Regions from separate parts of the Mus musculus genome. Here region 2 is linked to region 1. A link is a contact called in ENCODE POLR2A ChIA-PET data. All regions are on one chromosome and are shown on one strand. Each heading gives the region's core, a stretch centred on a gene start or an enhancer-like site at or near the end of the contact. The rest is flanking DNA. Distances are from core to core; before and after follow the strand shown. Region 1 holds the start of Zfp383 (zinc finger protein 383). Region 2 holds the start of Capns1 (calpain, small subunit 1).

What was found. ChIA-PET counts read pairs that join two places held with the same protein, here RNA polymerase II (POLR2A).
Region 2: POLR2A ChIA-PET joins it to region 1 with 13 read pairs in Patski. The contact joins the promoter of Capns1 here to the promoter of Zfp383 in region 1. POLR2A ChIA-PET finds 5 or more read pairs at or near these places in 2 of 5 experiments (Patski and embryonic stem cell).

The regions. Positions count from the first base shown.
Region 1 is chr7:29,907,108-29,910,367 of GRCm38, forward strand. Zfp383 (zinc finger protein 383) reads left to right here and starts at 1,410. Exons shown (of 5, transcript NM_001243908.1): 1 at 1,410-1,544; 2 at 3,076-3,140. The coding sequence starts at 1,538.
Region 2 is chr7:30,193,736-30,196,834 of GRCm38, forward strand. Capns1 (calpain, small subunit 1) reads right to left here and starts at 1,418. Exons shown (of 11, transcript NM_009795.4): 1 at 1,271-1,418; 2 at 143-366. The coding sequence starts at 351.

The DNA.
Region 1 (3,260 bases), core at 160-2,659:
GCTGAAATAGGGCCGGGCGTGCTGGTGCACGCCTTTAATCCCAACACTCGGGAGGCAGAGACAGGTGGATTTCTGAGTTCGAGGCCAGCCTGGTCTACAAAGTGAGTTCTAGGACACCCAGGGCTATAAAGAGAAACCCTGTCTCAAAAAACCAAACCAAACAAACAAACAATGCTTGCTTATACTGCTCTGCCTAGGACCGGAGTTCTGTTCCCAGCTCACAAATCTGTCTGTAACCCTAGGTGATGTAACATCCCTTTCTGACCTTTACAGGCAAATACAGGAAAAACAAGCCAGCGATGGTGGCACACTCCTTTAATCCCAGCACTAGGGAGGTAGAGGCAGGCAGAGATTTCTGAGTTCGAGGCCAGCCTGGTCCACAGAGTGAGTTCCAGGACAGCCAAGGGCTACACTCTGTCTCAAAAGACAGAGAGAGAGCGAGAAGAATTGTAAACAAACGCTTCTATTTCCTTTATTAAAATCAACTAATTTAGAGATTACTGTAACAACCACAAACGTGTGACTAGATATACAAACTCATACACATAACTCATAAAATAGAATATTGTGCAGCTAAGAAAGGAAATATTTATATAGAAATGAGTCCCATAAACACCAAAGTAAAACGGTGTACCCAGTGTATGATGAAGCTTGCCTTTGGTCCAAGCATTTGTGAGACAGAGACAGACTGATCTACGTGAGTTTAGTGCAAACCAAGTCTGCATAGTGACTTGCAAGTCCGCCTAGAGTGAGACCCAGACTCAAAATAAATAAAAATTCGAAGAGAATTTTTTTCACTACGTTATAACAGAACCCTATACCTATTCGGGAACAACCACTCGTTTACAATTCTTCCTAAATCTGATAGATTTTAATAACTAATATTCATTCTTTTTTTTTATATGCCACCTAAATGGATCATATAAATCCTATGCTGAGCCTCGCCAACAGAAAAGGGTAAAACGGAGAATCTGTCGTCATCCTGAAAATTCCTACAGTGAGTTACAAGGCCCAGAAATGTCCAGACTCAGGGTGTGGTATCTCAGAAATCATTTCAACAACTTTGTTCCAGGAGACCAGTGCCACGCAGTTCCTTTTTTAGACTACATTTCCCAGAAATACACGCGACTCTACACAACTTCCGGTGCAAACCTACTCCAAAAACATACAGTGATTCTCTGAGATTGGCCCCCTATCATGGAAGGGGCTCAATGCATTGTAAGAGTTTCTGTCCGAGTTTGTATATCTGTCTAGGAATTTCACGCACAAAATTGAAAATGCGGAACGAGCTCCTCGGCCTGCCTCAGGCCGTGCTCTGGCGGGAAATCCGAGAATGGATGCCATCTTCCCCGCCAGTTCCAATCGCGGACTACATTTCCCAGAAGCGTTCGCGAGTGCTAGGCAGCCCCTTCTTTTGCCTGCGGGACCCTCGTCGTCCGGGGACGGGAAAGTGTACGGCGAGCGGCCTATAGGCCCTTGTTAAGGCTCCAAAGCTGCGGCCCTGGGGTCTGAAGGGAAATACCAGTCAGTATCTGAGATGTCAGGTCAGTGGGAGCTGGTCTAGCAGGATGAGCAGCAGTGAGGCTTTGGCTCTGTTTAAGTGTGACCTTAAGTGACTCTAGGACGCAGTGAGTGCGTGGCTGTGATTTTTAGGATTCTTTGGTGGGTGTGTCAATGACCTGTGAACATGCGCAGAGCTGTGTGTGTACGTATGCACGTTTTCTTTATTATATGTGATTAATAACTTTGTGGCAGTGTGTGTGATTGTGTCCCAATGTGTTTGGACCTATTGTGTGTAACGGTATAGCACCTGTGTATGAGGGATATATCAGATAGCCAGTAATTATGCTTCCAAGAGTGTTAATCAGAGGGGGACTGTCTGTATGTTTGTATACTATGTGTATTGGGTACCTGTGACTGTGAGGATGTTTGAGTGTGATTATGTAACTTTATGTGATACCATGAGCATGGTTGGATGTAGCTGATCTTTGTTACTTTGTGGGTTCCTTTATTCACCGACCCTTTATACCCCCCCCCCCCCCCCACACACACACACACAACACCACCCTCCTGCTAGATAGGAGCGAAAGAAAAATAGATGGGGGAGAGAGAGAAAAAGAGAGAGAGATCCTTGACTCTAATTTGTTTCTTCTTTGATCATGACTGCTAACAAACCTTACCATACTCCCTGAACAACCACCAATCCAATCCTGCTTGTCTGGACCCTAGCATTTATGTATCCTCTGAAAAGTCCTCAAAATTTCAAATGCCACACAGTTGCAGAAACTATCTGCCACTGGCAAACCCATACCTATGCTAGAGCACAGGTAAATGAGCTGCTTTGAGGTAGCCCCATATTCCCACACGCACCCCACACGCACCTGGAATTAAAGCAGAGACATACTCTCAGAATATTTCTGTGGGTTTTTTTTTCAATTTTTTTTTATTATTCCTGTGGTTTTTAATGAAACCAAAATTCCAGAATTCTCACTACAATTGGAAGATGGCATGTAATTGTCAAGCTGACAGTATGTGTGTCTTAGGGGCTGTTATGTTCTGTTGAATGTGTATTGTGTATTGATTGTGTAAAATTTCATGAGGGCAACTGGAAGTGATTATAACTGTTGTGTGACTCCGCCGTGAGTCTCCTGTTGTGCCCGTTTGTAGCACTGTGGTTTTATGTGGTGTTGTATTTAAGGGTTCTATAAATGTGGTTGTGATTTCATCCTCAGGATGGATGTGTGACTGTGACTATCCAACCATACATTGTTGTGCTGTCATTTGGGTAGGGTGTGCTTGTGAGGATATATGTGGTTCCATGGTGGGTGACTGACAGCAGCTGTGGGTTTGTAGATTTGGTGTGCCTCTGACTGCCCAAGTGACTCCAATTTTCTGTCCTAAGAGACCCCCAGTGAGATAAGAACAGATTCCAGTATTGGACAACATAGGCTACATTCCTTCTCTGACTCTAGACATTATCATGAGAACCTAGACTTCTCCCTGGGTGACAGGTATGGATCCAGGGTGGCCTTTTATTAAAAGACTTAGGACTTCATGACTCATTTTTTCCCCCAGCTCCACTCCTCCAGAGGTACCCAGTGGAGAAAAGAGGAATGGCGGTGGACCACGCCAAAAATAAGGTACACTGGGGTTTCTGTTGGGATGACCCACAAATACTGTATTTTCTGGCTATAAAAAAGTGTGTTCTTGTTTTTCAATTATTTGGAGCTGGTGACAACTGGCTAGTAGGACATGTAAAT
Region 2 (3,099 bases), core at 168-2,667, 290 kb after region 1:
AAAGTGACACCAGCCTCGCTAGAATCCCCTTAGGGCCAGTTTTCCGGTATGGATCAGCCCAGACTAATTAAGAATTCTCAGGTCGGACTCTAAGTGAGTCTTTATTATTTGGCCCGCCCCGCCCCTTCAGGCCCCGCCTTACCTGATGGCGCTAATGACTCCGCCCAGGATGCGCATGGCAGTTCCACCGCCTCCGCCACCTCCTCCCAGTCCCATGCCTCCACCGCCACCGCCGCCGCCGCCAGCAGCTCCGCTGATCAGGCCTCCGAGCACATTCCCCAGGCCCCCGCCCAGACCCCCGCCTCCCCCACCGCCACCGCCGCCCTTCAAGAACGAATTCACCAAGAACATGATCGCAGCTGAGTCCTGTAAAGTAAAAGGGGTGGGTCGGGTAGTGGCCTTGCCAGGAGCCCAGCCCTTCCCGCAAAAAAAAAAAAAAAAAAAAAAAAAAAAGCAAGCATTTCCGGCAACTAGATTGGGGAGGAAACTAAGGCCTCGAGATGGGGACAGAGCCTCTAGCTAGGGGTCTGGACAGGTGATAGGAGATGTGAAACCTCCTAGGGTCTAGAAAGTACCCTGGCCCAGGCTTGACTGCATATATATAGGCATGAGGACAGGGGTACAGCTGGGCGTGCGTGGTAGCGCTCTACTGTAATCCCAGAAATTGGGAGGCTGAGGCTGGAGGACCAGTTCAAGGCCAGCCTCGGCTACAGCGCCTGCCTGCTTTACCCTGTCTTGAGGCAGCGGGAAAACAGGGGATTCTCGTGTAGAAACCCTAAGGTGTGTAAAACCGAACGTGTCTCAGATCCAGGCCTTCCAAAATTAAGCTCAGGGTAGGGATGACCCAGGGCTGACCAGGAAGTTCCTAATGTGGATTAAGACATTCAGATACTCTCGACAGAGGGACTACACTGTCACTACGGGATCTGTGGGCTCCGGCCAAAAATTATGGCTGTGCGCCCGGAGGATCCTGGATAACGGAGTTCTTCCCACCGCAAATGGGAACCACGATCTCGGATTGTGGTTCTAGACGCCCAAAATAATTTCCGGGTATCTCTCTGATCTTTGGGCTTATATTTTTTGGTCGTCAGATCCGGGATGGTAAGGAGTGTTCTGGAGGGGCTGACAGGCCCGATGGTTCGAATCTGAGAACACCGGTCCTAGGACCCCCCAAGGGCCAAGACTTTAGGGTCTCGCCAGATCTGAGGACTACGGATTCCGGATCTACAGGGTGCAGGGGTGCTGGACTGGAGTGTCCCGTCTCACTTACGGATCCGGCGGTCCGCGGTCTTGCTCGCCTGCTGCAGGGCCTCCGCTGTGTCCGGTTCGGGAGGGCGGGGCCGGTGACTCAGGCAGCTACTCCGGGTTAGACCCTGCCGCCACCCAGCCGTCGTCTGCGCGGTCCTAGAGCCTCCATTGCAGACTGCGCCTGCGCGGGAGGGTTATGGTTGCAAGTCTCTGCTTAGCTCATCCGTCCCCATACACACACTGCTGGAAATTCAACGCTGTCCAGATTAAATAGCTTTGAGTACGAATAAATTATTCTAACGCCCAGGTACTGGAGCCTCCAGGAACTAGATACAGGGTACCCGGTCACCGTTGCAGTATATAGTTGCAAAAAAGGACTTCAGTTGTCATTCATTCATTCATTCATTGTGCACTTTGAGACAGAGGTTTGTTAAACATCCTCTAAATGATGACCTAAAGCCCTAGCTAACCTCGAACTTGAAACAATCCTCCTGCTTCTGTTTCCCGAATGCTAGGAATCTACATCTTAAGTTTACCATCAGTTTGTGCCTCTCACCCAGGTCGCTGTTGGGCTTCTAGTCTGGCTGTCTGGCCACTCCCTAGGAACTATATAAACCTCGGTTTGAGTCTTTATTGCTCATCCCTAAAACAGTGACCTGGTGTCTCTGAGTAATGACCTCCTCATGTGTAAGGCGGGAACATAGCCAGGCGTGATGACACACACCTGTAAAACCAGCACTGGGAGGTGAGGGCAGGCAGCCATTCTCAGTACATAACAAGTTTGTGACCGGCTTGGGCTACATGAGACCCTAGAGGACACTAGGGTAAGCCCCTATCAGAATTAAGTGATAAATACATAGTAAATGGCAGCTCTTCTGTTAGTCCCTATGTCGCCATGTTGTTCCCTCAGCTGGGAGCTCACCTGGTTCCCTTAGCTCGTTTACTCTTGCTCATCCTTAAACAACATCGACAAATACCTGCCGGTCCCTAAATACTCTCCACTCACTAGGTTGTGTGTCCTCGAAGCAGGCCTGTGGGATAGGTCTGTTATTGTCCCCATTCTATGTATAAGTAAACTGAGGTTAAACAACCAGTCTGCTTTACCTGTTCAAAGAATCTCCGATAACTTAATATGATAATCAGTCAAATAAGATCTCAGCAGACAAGACCGTAATTGCACTAACGCCACCTAAGGGCTTGCTGGGACCAGGCCAGGTAATCATTGCTCAAACCTGTGTGTGTGTGTGTGTGTGTGTGTGTGTGTGTGTGTGTGTGTGTGTGTGTGAAGCAAGATTTAACCTGTCGAAACCGGAAACTCTAAAAGGCGGGAGCACAGAGGGTGGCGACCCAGGCCTAAGCCTTAGCGGATAAATCATTTGGTGATGACTAATGTGGATTCCCTCTCTGCCACACCCCTCCCTGCCACACTGAGCAGTCTGACCTCAGGCTCAACTCGCTGGCATAAGCCCTGTCCTCTGCCTACAAATACTCCTGTGTTTGGACTTGACTGTCTGTGTCCTCCACTTTGGACCAGAGCTCAGACATCTCTCATTTGGGAAGACCTCTTTGTCCTCACATCCACCCAAGGCTTGAAGAGGCTGCCAGCTTCATGCCCTCAGACCAACAGTAAACATGATGACACATGCCCAGGCCTCAGAAGACTCAGGCAGGCGAGCTACACCACAGGGTCTTATCTCAAAACAACGATTTAAAAATACTTAAGGGAGCCTATCGTGGTGGCACTTGTCTTTGATCCCAGCACTCAGGGGGCAGAGGCAGGGAGAACTCTGAGGCCAGCCTGGTCTACACAGTGAGTTCCAGAGGACAGACTGGGCTACATGGTGAGACCCT